2 separate regions of the Homo sapiens genome follow, and region 2 is linked to region 1. A link is a loop called in an ENCODE intact Hi-C map of the cell type or tissue named here. Cell type or tissue: mucosa of descending colon. All regions are shown on one strand. Each heading gives the region's core, and the rest is flanking DNA. Links, peaks and the distances in the headings are about the cores only.

Region 1 (2,500 bases), core at 1-2,500:
GGATAATCAAGGGTTTCTTCAAAAGAAGCAAGGTTTTGGTAAGGGATGAAGACCCTATATACTTGCTAGCTGCATTGTGGCAATAGCTTTTTTTTTTCCCCCAGAAGGAATCTCACTCGGTTGCCCAGGCTGGAGTGCAGTGGCAGGACCTCAGCTCAATGCAACCTCCATCTCCCGGGTTCAAGCTATTCTCCTGCCTCAGCCTTTGGAGCAGCTGGGACTACAGGCACGTGCCACCACACCCGGCTAATTTTTTGTATTTTTAGTAGAGATGGGGTTTCACTGTGTTAGCCAGGATGGTCTTGATCTCCTGACCTTGTGATCCACCTGCCTCGGCCTCCCAAAGTGTTGGGATTACAGGCCTGAGCCACCAGCGCCCGGCCTGGAAACAGCTTTTTATACAGATATTTATATGCACCAGGCTGGGTGTGGTGGCTCATGCCTATAATCCCAGCACTTTTAAGAGGCCCAGCCTCTTAAAGTGCTTTCAAGACCAGCCTGGCCAACATGGCGAAACCCTGTCTCTAAAAAAAAAAAGTATTCTTTACTCACCTGCTCCTTAAATTGCTTCTGGGACAAGCAGTCAATTAGGTCCACACAGCCCAGAAGACAACCTGACGGATAGTCATTAGGAAATTCCACATCTGAATCAGGAATAACAAAAATATTGAATAAATTTCCTTCTTTGTGATCTTGGAACTCAGGAATCTGTTTTCAATTCTGAACAAACATTAATAACTTTTTCCATTATCTATTTGTAGACATAAGGAAAACAGTGAAATTTACTTGGCACAACTGTTTGCATTTTAGCAAAAAAATCTAGTGAGTGGCTGGCTTAGTCCACTATCCACATGTTAAGCTAGAAAATTTTTCCTTTGCCCTCATACCATCAAAGTTCAAGGACCCCACAAATTCATCCTAATACAAATCGATTCTACTATACGCCATTGGATCAGATTGGAGTTTGGCAGTGATGAGTTTTGGAAGCAAAGTAAGGCAGTTACAGGTGACAAGAAAAAAAAAACATCAAAATGTGGTTAAAACCATAAGAATGAATGTCTTTAAAACAAGCCAGTCCATATCAATAGGAATAGAAGTGTGCTTTTAGGCCGGGCTCAGTAGCTCACACCTATAACCCCAGCACTTTTGGAGGCCAAGGCAGGCAGATCACTTGAGGTCAGGAGTTCAAGACCAGCCTGGCCAACATGGTGAAACCCTGTCTCTACTAAAAATACAAAAAATTAGCTGGGTGTGGTGGCATGCGCCTGTGGTCCCAGCTACTCGGAAGGCTGAGGCAGGAGAATCACTTGAACCTGGAAGGCGGAAGTTGCAGTGAGGAGAAATGGCGCCACTGCACTCCAGTCTGGTTACAGAACGAGACTCTGTCTCAAAAAAAAATAAAAAAGAAAAGTGCTTTTAAGGAAGCATGAACTTTTTATTCCTAGTGATTCTTTAAGCCTTGTTTCTTAAAAACCTTTAAAGATGGTTGTGTAGTTGTCCTTTTATTCTACCCTCAAAACAACTGTATGAGCTGGATAACACAAAGGAAAAACAGGATGCCCAAAGGTCAGAAGTCTTTTTAAGGATCCAAAGTTAGTATTCTTGGGGTGATTCCCAAAATACGTTGCTTAAATCAATCAACTTTGATTTGTACAAATCCAATAGTAGGTGTCTATTTAGGCCACTCTCAATGAAAATTCCTATTTGTGGTTGTTCTTCCCAATGTAAGGATCTCAGAGTTTACACTAGTCATTTTACCTTTAGAGTAAAGAAGATGATTTTCTCAGATAAAAAAATTAAGACTAGTTGATTTCTTGTGTTGGAAATTGATATTTTTATTTGCACTGTTTTGACAGATTAATGCTTTGAACGCTGTCAATGATTTACCACTAAACAAACAAACATATACAAAGATTAAAAGTCTCTTTTAACAAAGAAAAAGCCAAAGAAAGAAGGAAGTGAAAGAAGATGAACGTCAATGACTTCTCTCCATAAAGTAAAATTGAAAGGAGAATATGCGGCTGTTACCTTTCCCACGAAGAAGACGATATGTAGCCTGGAGTTCTGAGACTTCTTGAGGGGAGGGTTTTTTAGCTGTGGCTGCTATCCAAAGTCGTCCTCTGTGGGGGGTGTACCAGGATCTGCCCTCCACCCTTAAACAAATAGAAATTTAGTGGGAAGGATATAAATTCTAGTTTCCTGGAATATCCCATAATATATAACAAATCCTATAGCAAATTATCCAGTTGAACCAAGAGGTCTATAGATGATGCCTTCTCAAGAGCAGTATCTTTTGTCAAAAACACTTTTCTCTCACAATACTTTTCACTTGAGGATGAACTCTGTCCACTAATTTCTCCTCCATCAGAATAGCGACAAGTCATCTCTCTCAACTCTTGACTGCTTTTCACCTGATCCCTACAACTCAGATTTGGAACCCTGACCAGTCTTGGTGCTTCTCCAATACAAATCCTATATTTTCAAGGCATATAAATCATAT
Region 2 (13,145 bases), core at 3,998-6,497, 250 kb before region 1:
CCTTATGACCCCTAAAAGTGCAAGATACCTAAGAATAAAGAAGATGCCCTGGGGGCTGCCAGTGTCAAGTCAGCCAAGCTGCACTGTGGTCAGGACCTGAACTTGCCCACCTTCTCCCAGACCCTGGATCTGGCCTTACTAGTCTTTGGGTAACAGCCAGCATCACTGTACTTTTCTTACCGTGGGAGACTTGCTCTTGTAGTGACTGGCATGCTGCTGCAAGATGTCCAGGGCTTTGGACTCTGAGCTGGATTTACAAGTCACACTGGGGCTGGCTCGTGCCTTGTCAGCATCTTCACCACCTGAGACCTTGCTGCCATATGGGGAAAAAGAGTAGCTGGAAGGCAGGTAGGAACCTGTGGAAGGAGAAATCAAACAGTCAAAGAGATGGGAGAGGTAGAGGAAACTCTGCTTTAGTGAGCTTGATTGGGTGGGCATCAGCTTTCCTAGGCACAGGCTGAGGTATTTTCTAACATAGTGTCTTTGGCTGAGACTGTTGGCTTGACCTTTCTTTACTGAGCTCTACAGGAAAAATTAGCTAAGGGATATTAGGAACATGGCCCTGTTTCCTGCTTCCAACTTCCATAGATCTGATACTGTTCTTTGAACTGGTCTCAGATTCATCTTGGAGAAGTGATATGATAAAGTGGAAAGATCACACTTATCTGGAGTCAGAGCCTTGGGCTCAAAACCTTACTCTGAGACTTACTAGCTTGGTAACCTTGAGCAAATAAATAACTGTTTTGAGCTTCAGTTTCTTCATCATCAAAAATGAAGATATCAATACTTATTACTTAAGGTGATAGGGAGGATTAAAAAAGATAATGTCTATAAATCTCAGAGGACAGCGCCTGGCTCAGGGCGAGCACTCAACAAATGCAACTATGATTTTTATATTGATGGGTGTGAGTGACAGGGATAAAGGAACACCTCAAGGGTAAGAAATTTCCTATTTCTGTTTGAAAAGCTTATTTCTATTTAGAGTGTGCTTTATAATAATGTCACCAGAATGTTGAGACTATTTAGGCTGCTGTAGGAAGCTGGAGGCTCTAAGGAGTGAGGCTAAAGCAGTGCCCTTCCACCCCAGAAGCACCCCACATGGTTCTTTGGGCAACAAAACGAGTAGAGTTAAATAAGAGCATTTTCTTCTAACAAGTTAAAAAACATTTAAGGCCGGAGCGGTGGCTCATGCCTGTATCTCAGCACTTTGGGAGGCCAAGGCAGCCGGATCACCTGAGGTCGGGAGTTCAAGACCAGCCTGACCAACACGGAAGAACACCGTCTCTACTAAAAATACAAAATTAGCCAGGAGTGGTGGCACATGCCTGTAATCCTAGCTACTTGGGAAGCTGAGGCAGGAGAATCGTTTGAACCCAGGAGGTGGAGGCTGTGGTGAGCCGAGATCACGCCACTGCACTCTAGCCTGTGCAACAAGAGTGAAATTCCGTCTCAAAAAACAAACAAACAAAAAACATTTAAACACTATAAAGAGCTTGTCTTTTCCAAGCTGAATCTAGCAGGACCTCCCCCCAGTCTGACTTCAGATGGCTCTTCTTACTTGACAGGTGAACATGATCTGGCAACTGAATCCATGCATTGTTATGGTTTGCATTTTATTTGTTCTTTGTGTCTCTCCACTATGATTAAGCTGTAAGCTCCGGGAGTGGAAGGAACTCAATGGCTCTACTTCTTTTGTACCTCCCACAGTGCCTAGCACACTGCAAAACGTGGAGTATATGGTTTACAAATTCCAGCTGAGGGGAGACAGCAGTGACAGAGAAGGAGTTTTACCTTTAGTTAGCAATGAAAACTGACTACAGAGACAATCCTTGAGCTGGAGCAAGGGAGAGAGAGGTAGTCACACAGACTATCATTATGGGTCATTCAAGGAACTATGGGTTATGGTGGCCACCTCACAGAATGACTCAGTGAAAAAAGGTCCGTCATCTAAGCGAGCCTCAATATGCCTTGGGGCTGAGCAAGAAAACTCTGGATGTGAAATCTGTGCTTCATTCCCCCTTCCAGTGAATGGAATAGTGCTGGCACTTGGTGCTGTACCTGGGTAGTTCTGCATCATCACAGCAGGCATGCTCCGGTAGCTGGGGTGGTTGGGGTCGTAGGACTGACTGTAGGAATAGCCGTGCATGTAGGGGATGTAGGACTGGTGCTGGGTAAGTGGGGAGGACACAGGCACATGGACACTTGGCCGGGGCTCCTTGCTCCCAAGGCGAGACTCCTCTGACGTGGGCAGCTTGCAGTCACTACTTGTGCTTTCCTTCCCATCTTCCTTGGGGACAGAGTCCTTACTCCGACTCCTTTCCTCCTTCAATTTGCGGTCCCGCTCCTCCTTCCACCGCTCATCCTCTGACTTGATGTCTGAGTACTTGGCAGGATAAACATATGTCCACATCCGGGGCTCTGCCTCCTACAACAATCACAGAACAACGACTGGGTGTTGTACAGATAAGACAGATATACTTCAAGCCCAAGGTCCCAGTAGAACCACCAGAGCAGATAATTAGTACTAGACACCTGGGGCAGAGTAGGATTTTGGCCTCTACTGATCTTGTTTATAATCCAACTCTGCTCCCTTTTGGTTAAAAAGCCCCCGCCCCCACCTCTGCACCCACCCACAGGGAACAAGATGGGGCAGGGGGAGAAAAGGAAAATCCATCCATGCATCAGTGGATGTTTTCTAGGTAAGAACAAGCATTCTGGGAAAACGACTGAAATAGGAGAGGCTGCCCCTTCCAATATGTTTAGATTGTTTCACTTTTTCAGAGCACGCTCAGGGACTGGAAAGCTTATAAGTGACACTCAGATCAGAGGAGGGAGGGAAGCATAACTATTATACCAAGAGGGAAGGGAAGACATTCTAAGTCTCATGAGCAGAGCAAGATATGAGATTCCAAGTTCCTAGTTCTAACTCAACCTATAAAATCCTTGTTAAAGAAACTCAGTAACTGAGTATACTTTGGACCTACTCTAAAAAATAGAGAGACCATCAATAACTCATTTCATAGGAACCAAACAGTGGAGGAAACACGGACAAGGAATCGAGATACCTGGGTTCTAATCCTGGCTCTGCTAGTGAGGTCTCAAGTAACCCCAGACAAATTAAGCTAACTTGTCTGGGCCTTTCCTGTCAAATGGAAAAAACACCTGCTATGGATATAAAAGTGCTTTTTAAAAAACATTAATATGAATCCCTGTGCTTTGGGAGGCTGAGGCGCGAGGATTGCTTGAGGCCAGGAGTTCAAGACCAGCCTGGGCAACATAGTGAGACCCCTCTCTACAAAAAATTAAAACATCATCTGGGTGTGGTGGCATGCATCTGTAGTCCTGGTTAATTGGGAGGCTGAGGCAGGAGGACTGCTTGAGCCTAGGAGTTGGAAATTGCAGTGAGCTATGACTGCATCATTGCATTCCAGCCTGGGCAACACAGAGGGACTCTGGTCTCTATAAAAACATAAAAATAAAAAAAATTACGACTGGGCGCAGTGGCTCACGCCTTAATCCAGGTACTTTGGGAGGCCGAGGTGGGTGGATCACAAGGTCAGGAGATCAAGACCATCCTGGCTAACATGGTGAAACCCCGTCTCTACTAAAAATACAAAAAATTAGCCAGGTGTGGTGGCGTGCACCTGTAATCCCAGCTACTCGGGAGGCTGAGGCAGGAGAATCGTGTGAACCTGGGAGGCAGAGGTTGCAGTGAGCTGAGATTGCGCCAGTGCATTCCAGCCTGGGTGACAGTGCCAGACTCCATCTCAAAATAAATAAATAAATAAATAAAATAAAATAAAAATTGGCTGGGTGCAGTGGCTCATGCCTGTAATCCCAGCACTCTGGGAGGCTGAGGCAGGTGGATTACTTGAGGTCAGGAGTTCCAGACCAGCCTGACCAAGATGGTGAAGCCCCATCTCTACTAAAAATACAAAAAAAATTAGCTGGGCATGGTGGCGTGTGCCTGTAATCTCAGCTACTCGGGAGGCTGAGGCAGGAGAATTGCTTGAACCTGGGAGGCGGAGGTTGTAGTGAGCCAAGATTGCACCACTGCACTCTAGCCTGGGCAACAGAGTGAGACTCCATCTCAAAAAAAATAATAATACTAAAATAAAATAAAAAACATTAAAATAGTTTACAAAGGTAAAGAATCCTTAAAATTATACATCTCTCCTGCTAATCTCAATTCCGTTGAACCCCTGTATAAGGACAGCCCTTATTTGTGAGGAAGATAGACGATTACCATACGGTATTTCCACTTCCTCCCAGGGCAACAGTTACCTGTCGGTACCAGAGTATTGGATCCATCTCTGCCTGTCGACCACACTCAGCACCTGTCTTGGCCTCAGAGGCCTCCTTGCTTAGGTGGCTGGCATCACTCAGCTTCACTTTAAGGCCTTCAGGGGCCTGGCCCGGGAGTTTTGAAGAGTCATCTAACTTGGGAATGATGACTGATTTGGCTGGGTCAGCCCCTGGCTCCTTGGCCTTGCCAGGTCCTGATTTCACCAGGTCTGTCAGGCTGGGGGCCTTGGTGAGAGTTGGTGGAATTGACGGCTTTTGCTTCCACTCTTCCTTGAGTGCTGCCTCCCGCTCCTTCAGGCCCATCTCTGCCTTCTTGTCCACTCCCCGCTGCTGCTGCTCTAAGCTCTGGCGTTTCTGCTGTTCTTCGTACTGCTGCCGGTAAGCCGTGTTAGTGCTCAGAAGGTGGGTGTGGTAACTCTGGTCGCTGTAGCCATAGGGGGGTACATAGGCATACTGGTTGTAGTACAGGGACTGCATGTACATATTGGGACGCTGCTGGATGACCGAGGGCTGCTGACTGGAACTGCTCAGCTCGGGCTTCTTTTCTTCACAGATATCGTTCTTCACTTTCCCTTCTATGCTCTCAGGTTCCTCATCCCTTTTTGTCTTCAGGGCCTGGCTCTCCACTCCTGCCTGGCTGCTGGGGTTCAGAGCCCCAGGGCTGGACTGTGCATAACTTGGAGAATAGTAACTCTCAAAGCCTTGGTAATATGGTGAGTCTTTGCTCTGAGGCTGAGGGGGAAAAAGAGTTTTCTTAGCCCCTTCTTTAACCAACTGTTCGGCGTCCTTTGATTTGACACTGTCTACCTTGCCCTCCCCATCCTCCCCAGCATCAGAGATGTCAGAGTATGCAGGGCTGTTGGTTTTGACTGAGCTGGCTTCAGCTCCATTCTGGGTCACCACATGTAAGGGAGTCAGGGGCTGAGTAGGGGTAGTGTTTTCAAGGCGGCTACTGCCTCCAATGGAAGGGCTGGGGGCATTGTCCGTGAAACTGTAGATCTTGTCGGCTTCAGCCTTGATGCTAGCCAGTCGGCTTTGGTGGGGGTCTGATGAGCCATTTAGGAGCCCCTCCATTTTCATCCCATCTCCTGAAGATTCCCTGAATGGGCTTTTGCCTTCCTCTGCTCGACACACCTTCCCAGGGGTCAGAGGACTTTCAAGTTCCTTTGAAGATTCCTTCTTTTTTTTGTCTTTCTTTTTCTTGTCCTTGGCTGGAGTCAAGGCAGGGTTGACTGTGAAAGGTTCTCCCATAACAGTGGGCTTGGGCTGAATGGGCTTGAGTTGGGGACTGTTGGGCATGGCTTGTGCCACTGTGGCGGTCAAGCCTGAGGAAGAGCCTGGGCTCGCTGCTGTGAAGGTGGCTGTCTGGAAGGTGTAGATTTGCTGTGGGGGGATGGCAGGGGCAATGGGACGGGCTGACTTTAGGCTCTTGGAAGGAATCTTTTCAGGTTTTAAACTAGAGGGTTTTTTACATTTTTCTTTTTCCATACACTTCCTTTCTAAAGAATCAAAGGCATCATTGCTTGTTTCATCCATCACTGAGGGTCCATCATCAGAGCCATCATTGGATAAGGCCCCAAGGTCTGTGTCCCCTTCCCCACTCAACTTTTTCTTACAGAGGCCTTTTGTGCTGAATTTGCTTGAAGGAGAAGGGCTATGGGGCTCTACAAGTCGAACTTTGGGGGTAGCTGAGCGGGCAGGGGACAAGGAACCTTTTTGTGAGACAGATGCACCGTTGCAGCTCCCAAGATCTGCATGGAGAATAGGTTCCTCTCCGTACTCACTGTCCCCATCCGCTTCCGGCTTGCTGTCATCATCTGTATGGGCATGAGCTTGGTGGTACTTAAGTCCATTGATGTGCTTGTACTTCTTGTTGCAGTTTGGGTGGGGACAGTCAATTAGGACGGGGGAGGGGCAGTTTCTGTCCAGAACAGTGGGTTCTACCTTTGTCCCAGGAAGGGGGCCAGTGGCTGAGCCCATGGAATTAGTACGGACACGCTTGCTCCCTTTGGAGTCCTCTGAGCTAGAATTCAGCTCCATGTCTGAAAGGGGTTTGTTTTTCCGCTTATTAGCTGAGGAAGGGCTGGCCTTGACATCCTCAGAAGTGCTGCTGGCAGGTGGGCGGTGCTCTGAAGAATTCTGGCTGCCCCGACGGCCTTTGCTATTGGCTCCTGCCCGGGTTTTGCTGCTGTTACTGGTCCCTTTGCTGTCAGAGGCTGTGGCTGTCTCATTGACAGGTGTATTACTGTTGGGACGCATGCGTTTGCCTCTACCCCGGCCATTGCGCATTTCCAGGTCACTGGTCGGGGAGTCACAGAACCTTGGCAAAGGATAAACACAACAGAATATTATTAAGAAGAGAAAACATCTTCAAAGCAGTTTAGCTGTAGCCTCCAGAACTGTCCAGATGGTGACTATCATTTTCAATGAATATGATTTGTTAAAAGAAATTCTGATTGTGAATTGCACTAAATGGTGAACTCCTGGGATACACGTTAGCTGCAAATTATTCCCAAACATTTACCTCTAAAACCATGCAGAATCTGTTCCGTAAGATAGTCAAGTCAACATTTCCTATATACAGCCATAGTCATGGTTTCAGAAAAGATGTTAGAGATCATACAGGAAATTGAGGCCAGGCATGCTAAATGACTTGTCCAAGGTAACATCACTGATTAATGGCAACATACAACAAGACTCTAGCTCTACTTTTAGCCCAATGCCTTTTTCTTACATACCTCACTATGAAGATATAGAAAGGTAGAACAAAGCACCTATCCATTTAAGAGTTCCCTAAACATCAGATATAACCAAGAGTACATGAGTTCTTTGAATGTCTGGAGATCTGCACCTAGGGGTCACTCCTCATAGGCCCTAAAGTAGCTTTTCATGGAGCTTAAAACACTGCCTAGAATTAAACCTTTAGCTAAGATTGGTTCCCTTGTAAATCTAAAGATGGTTTTGACTCTCTTGTTCCAGGGGGCAGCTGGAGTAGGTTGTTTCTAAGACAGTGGGAACCATAGCTATTGCAGAAAAGAGGCAAATTTTGTCAAATATCTCCTTTGGGTTCCCAGAACAGTTCTACTGTAAAGCTACTTACTGCTTCCTTGTTATCAACCTACTCACTCAGCTCCTATCTCTCTGGATTCTTGCATGCCCAAAGCAGAAATAAGTCCTTCCAATAGGTTTCTCAGAAATGCAAAGGGAGGGCATAAAGAACTTTACTAACTTGTTTTAGCTCATATGCTTCTGATTCTTTTTTTTTTTTTTTTTGAGATGGAGTCTTGCTCTGTCGCCAGGCTGGAGCGCAGTGGCACGATCTCGGCTCACTGTAACCTCCAACTCCCTAGTTCAAGTGGTTCTCCTGCCTCAGGCTCCCGAGTAGCTGGGGTTACAGGCATGAGCCACCACGCCCAGCTAATTTTTGTATTTTTAGTAGAGACGGGGTTTCACCGTGTTGGCCAGGATGGTCTCGATCTCCCGACCTTGTGATCCACCCGCCTCGGCCTCCCAAAGTGCTGAGATTACAGGCGTGAGCCACTGCACCTGGCCTGCTTCTGATTCTTATCAGGGCAACTATTATGGTCTGAATATAGTCTTTTTTTTTTTTTGAGATGGAGTGTTGCTCTGTCGCCCAGGCTGGAGTGCAGTGGAGCGATCTCAGCTCACTGCAACCTCCAACTCCCTGGTTCAAGCGGTTCTCCTGCCTCAGGCTCCCGAGTAGCTGGGGTTACAGGCATGAGCCACCATGCCCAGCTAATTTTTGTATTTTTAGTAGAGACAGGGTTTCACCATGTTGACCAGGCTGGTCTCGAACTCCTGACCTCAGGTGATCCACCCGCCTCAGCCTCCCAAAGTGCTGGGATTACAGGCGTTAGCCACCGCACCCAGCCTGAATATAGTCTTATAAAAGTCTAAGCCTTGGGCTGGGTGCGGTGGCTCATGCCTGTAATCCCAGCTCTTTGGGAGGCCGAGGCGGGAGGATCACGAGGTCAGGAGATCGAGACCATCCTGGCTAAAACGGTGAAACCCCGTCTCTACTAAAAATACAAAAAATTAGCCGGGCGTGGTGGCGGGCGCCTGTAGTCCCAGCTACTCGGGAGGCTGAGGCAGGAGAATGGCGTGAACCCGGGAGGTGGAGCTTGCAGTGAGCCAAGACTGCGCCACTGCACTCCAGCCTGGGCGACAGAGCGAGACTCCATCTCAAAAAAAAAAAAAAAAAAAAAAAAGTCTAAGCCTCTAGAAACCTGGCCCAGCATCTCTGAAAATTAAGAGGCATAAATAGCCCTCGGTAGAGAATAATCACATCTGAGAATAAGAAAGTGGTATGGAATCAAGAACTTTAAAATACCTTTCCTTGGGACATTTCTGCCCATCTTTGTTTCATGGGAACAATGGGCAGATGAAGGTTTAAGATACTTTTCCTAAAAGAACTGTTCAGATAATAACTACCATTTTCAATGAATATGATCCAACAAAGAAACTTGTGACTGCATGGGAATTGCATTAATTGGTAAGCTCCTAGGATGTTACCTGTATGTTAGTTGCAAGTTACCCTCAACGCCTGGATTTCCCAAACCCTGACGAACTGAGTACTAATATTAGGAAAAAGCTATAAGGGGCCATTGATTGAAATATCCATCTAAAGGTCAAATTGCGACATGAAAAGGTCCTTGTGAAACCCGTATGTTCTAGTAGAGTTTATAAAACTAAAAATGTTCTTGAGTTCAAATTTCTGAGAAATAGCTATCATCAATGAATGTTTGCTCACCCATGGTTAGATGTTATAGCTTTGGTCTCAAGGTGACTTTAATAATTCCAGTCAAAGTGCATCCCCTCAACACTTCACTTTTTTTTCCTAATTTTAAAAATATAAAACACTTAACGAATCTGCATGTCACCCTTGTGCAGGGGCCATGCTAATCTTCTCTGTATTGGTCCAATTTTAGTATATGTACCACTGAAGTGAGCACCCGCTGAACACTTTATTTTTTTTTAATTAATTTTTTTTTTTTTTTTTTTTTTTGAGACGGAGTCTTGCTCTGTCCCCCAGGCTGGAGTGCAGTGGCGCGATCTCGGCTCCCTGCAAGCTCCGCCTCCCGGGTTCATGCCATTCTCCTGCCTCAGCCTCCCGAGTAGCTGGGACTACAAACGCTCGCCACCACGCCCGGCTAATTTTTTTGTATTTTTAGTAGAGATGGGGTTTCACTGTGTTAGCCAGGATGGTCTCGATCTCCTGACCTCATGATCCACCCGCCTTGGCCTCCCAAAGTGCTAGGATTACAGGCGTGAGCCACCGTACCCGGCCCCCCGAACACTTTAATACACAATTCATCTTCTTTTTTTTTTTTTTTTTGAGATGGAGTTTCGCTTTTTGTTGCCCAGGCTGGAGTGCAATGGTGTGATCTTGGCTCACCACAACCTCTGCCTCCTGGGTTCAAGCGATTCTCCTGCCTCACCCTCTCAAGCAGCTGGGATTACAGGCATGCACCACCATGCCTGGCTAATTTTTTATTTTTAGTAGAGACGGGGTTTCTCCATGTTGGTCAGGCTAGTCTGGAACTCCTGACCTCAGGTGATCCGCCTGCCTCAGCCTCCCAAAGTGCTGGGATTACAGGCGTGAGCCACCGCGCCTGGCCATTCAGTCTTCTTGAATGTCAGATAAATACAGTGCTTTCCCTGGTATCTATACCATCATGTCCTTTAAAAGCTGGATGTACAACTCTAGCAGGATAAAAGTATAAGGGATCACCAATTAGTGTGGTTCAGAATAATATAAACTAAATAGCTGTAAGTGCTTACCTTGGGGGTGCCCAATCATGTCGTGTGCAGTCAAGGAGTGTACCTACATATGTCTTGTTCCTCCACGTTACATTTACCACCAACATCCCTGGAAAATAAGAGCACATAGATATAGACAAGACACACCCCATTTGCCACTGAGAATAGTATTCTTTTGATCAGCACTCTGACTTCTATAAGAGGGTTTAGGAGGTACTCTGGGTACCAATGGGACAAATAGGATTGGGCCAGAATAGTTCCATAGGAATTGCCTACAATGCTACTGAGGTCCCTTAGGATGGGTAACAGTTGTAAAGACTTCATGGTTTTGTCAAGACACATTTTATTTTTATTTTTGGAGATGGGGTTTTGCTCTGTTGCCCAGGCTGGAGTACAGCCTCAAGCGATCGTCCCACCTCAGTCTCCCAAGTAGCTGGGATCACAAGAGCATGTCACCACACCTGGATAATTAAAAAAATTTTTTTTTGGCCGGGAGTGGTGGCTCACGCCTGTAATCCCAGTACTTTGGGAGGCTAAGGCAGGCAGATCACTTGCAGCCAGGAGCTCAAGATCAGCCTGGCCAACATGGGGAAAACCTGTCTCTACTAAAATTACAAAAATTAGCTGGGCATAGTGGTGCATGCCTGTAATCCCAGCTACTCAGGAGAGTGAGGCAGGAGAATCACTTGAACCCAGGAGGTGGAGTTTGCAGTGAGCCAAGATTGCGCCACTGCACTCCAGCATGGGTGACAGAGTGAGACTCCGTCTCAAAAAAAAATAAAAAATAAAAAAATAAAGCTTTTGACTAGGTAATGTAGCCTTACTCCAAAATTCAAAAGGTAGTCCCCACACCTCAACCAAAAAAAATCTCCAACAAACCCTAATATAAAATGAAGTGTCCCTTCCATAACTGTTCTTCAGTCTTCCAGTTCCCCTACTTGGAAACATCCAAAAGTCTTCCACAGATATTTTATATGTATATATGCAAATATGTTCATATATTCTTCCTTAAATGATAGCAATATACACACAATGTTCTGCACACTGCTTTTTTCATGTACCCAAATATTTTGGATCATTCCATATGTGTAGACAGAGAACTACTTCATTCTTTTCAATGGCAGCATTTGAACGGACATTTAGGTTGTTTCAATCTTCTGCTATTACAAATAAACTGCAATGAATAATCTTGTACAAATGCTTCATTTTACCTACACAAATATGTCTGTAAGATGAATTCCTGTAAGTAAAACTGTTAATCACAGTGCACTTGTATTTGGAGTTCTCACAAATACGGCCAAACCACCTCCAAATTGCCTCAAAGAGGACATACTCATTCATATACCCATTTATAGTAGCCCATGAATACCTCTTGCCCTTTTCCTTTGGCAACATGATGTTCTCATTTTGTTCTTTGCCAATCTGATAAAAGAAAAATTATGTTTTATATAGGGTTTTTTTTTGGCATTTTAATTCCTTTTTTTTTTTTTTTTTTTTTTTTTGAGACGGAGTTTCGCTCTTGTTGCCCAGGCTGGAGTGCAATGGTGTGATCTCCGCTCACTGCAACCTCCGCCTCCTGGGTTCAAGCAATTCTCCGCCTCAGCCTCCCAAGTAGCTAGGATTATAGGCATGCACCACCACCCCCAGCTAATTTTGTATTTTTAGTAGAGACAGAGTTTCTCCATGTTGGTCAGGCTGGTCTCAATCTCCCGACCTCATGTGATCCGCCTGCCTCAACCTCCCAAAGTGCTGGGATTACAGGCATGAGCCACCGCACCTGGCTGGCATTTTAATTCTTTTAGAGACAATGTCTTGTTATGTTGCCCAGATTGGGCTCAAACTCGGGCTCAAGCTATCCTCTTGTCAAGACCATTTTGCCCAGGCTGGTCTTGAACTCCTGAGATCAAGCAATCCATCTGCCTTGGCTTTCCAAAGTGCTGGGATTATAGGTGTGAGCCACCACACTTGGCTCCATTCAGTCTTTTACCATTAAATATAATATTCAGTTTTAGCGCCATGTCTGGGATATTAGAGACAAAAAGAAAACCCAGGGAACTCATCACCATGTTGTTTCTAAGGTCTTGTGACCCATGGCTGGTCTGCCTTCTTTCTTCCACGTTTCACAGTCTTGTTGTATTTGTTTTATAAATAATTTCCAGAGTTTTTAGTTGTATTTAGGGGAGGAATAGGGAAAAATCTGTCTACTCCATCTTCTCTGAAGTGGAAGTCCTGGTTTTTATTGGTTATCTTTCTTAACATTAGATTTCTATTATTAACATTTTGGTTTGCAGCCTCATATTGAGTGGAATGTCTTTGTTATTACTTTTTCCCCTTTCTCTGTCTCATCACTTTGCAATTTCTTTCTTCTGGCCCCCTAGGGACTCAGTACAACAGGTCTTCAAATGGCCTATGCCACAGTGAAATTTAGGATATCACACTTCTATTCTAATAATGAATCAGGAGGCAGCTTGACACAGTCCTTCCCAACTCCTTAAAGCTTCCCTCCTCCACTCAACAATTAACTTATTTTAAGCCTCCTTTCATAAGGCTGGTTGGGGGTTAGCATCTCACTCTCCTGGCCTCACATTCTTAGTCTATGAGCTTTTTTAGTATCTATTTACTCCTCTGAAATCACCTCTCACGACTACTCTTTGTTCCCAGATCTGGAGGTCAGCCAGTCCACAGATTCAGCCCCACTTAGTGACTTGCATCTGTGTTTCTTTTTCTTTTTCTTTTTTTTTTGAGACAGAGTTTCACTCTTGTTGCCCAGGCTGAAGTGCAATGGCCTGATCTCAGCTCATTGCAACCTCCACCTCCTGGGTTCAAGTGATTCTCCTGCCTCAGCCTCCTGAGTAGCTGGGATTACGGCAGGTGCCACCATGCCCGGGCTAATTTTGTATTTTTTTTAAGCAGAGACAGGGTTTCACCATGTTGGTCAGGCCGGTCTCGAACTCCCGACCTCAGGTGATCTGCCCACCTCAGACTCCCAAAGTGTTGGGATTACAGGTGTTAGCCACCACACCCAGCTCCAAGGCATATTTTCTATGGAATATATCAAG

What was found. A loop is a pair of places that touch in the nucleus more often than their neighbours do. Peaks named below come from ENCODE experiments on the same cell type or tissue, not always from the same donor. Only the 100,000 strongest peaks of a DNase experiment are listed, where the experiment ranks them.
Region 2: it touches region 1 in a loop (2.5-fold over the local background); 59 of 110 quality-filtered maps call a loop at or near these places.

Annotation. Positions count from the first base shown.
Region 1 is chr15:64,423,684-64,426,183 of GRCh38, reverse strand. TRIP4 (thyroid hormone receptor interactor 4) reads right to left here. Exons shown (of 13, transcript NM_016213.5): 10 at 2,029-2,153; 11 at 553-644. Among named protein-coding and RNA genes, the nearest start is that of ZNF609, 36 kb to the left of the region's middle. In mucosa of descending colon, for the core only: no CTCF peak of the experiment used is centred there; no DNase peak of the experiment used is centred there.
Region 2 is chr15:64,667,396-64,680,540 of GRCh38, reverse strand. ZNF609 (zinc finger protein 609) reads right to left here. Exons shown (of 10, transcript NM_015042.2): 4 at 10,108-10,195; 5 at 4,285-6,625; 6 at 2,059-2,425; 7 at 181-356. It also overlaps the pseudogene RNU6-549P. Among named protein-coding and RNA genes, the nearest start is that of OAZ2, 29 kb to the left of the region's middle. RefSeq lists an enhancer at 12,830-13,145. In mucosa of descending colon, for the core only: no CTCF peak of the experiment used is centred there; no DNase peak of the experiment used is centred there.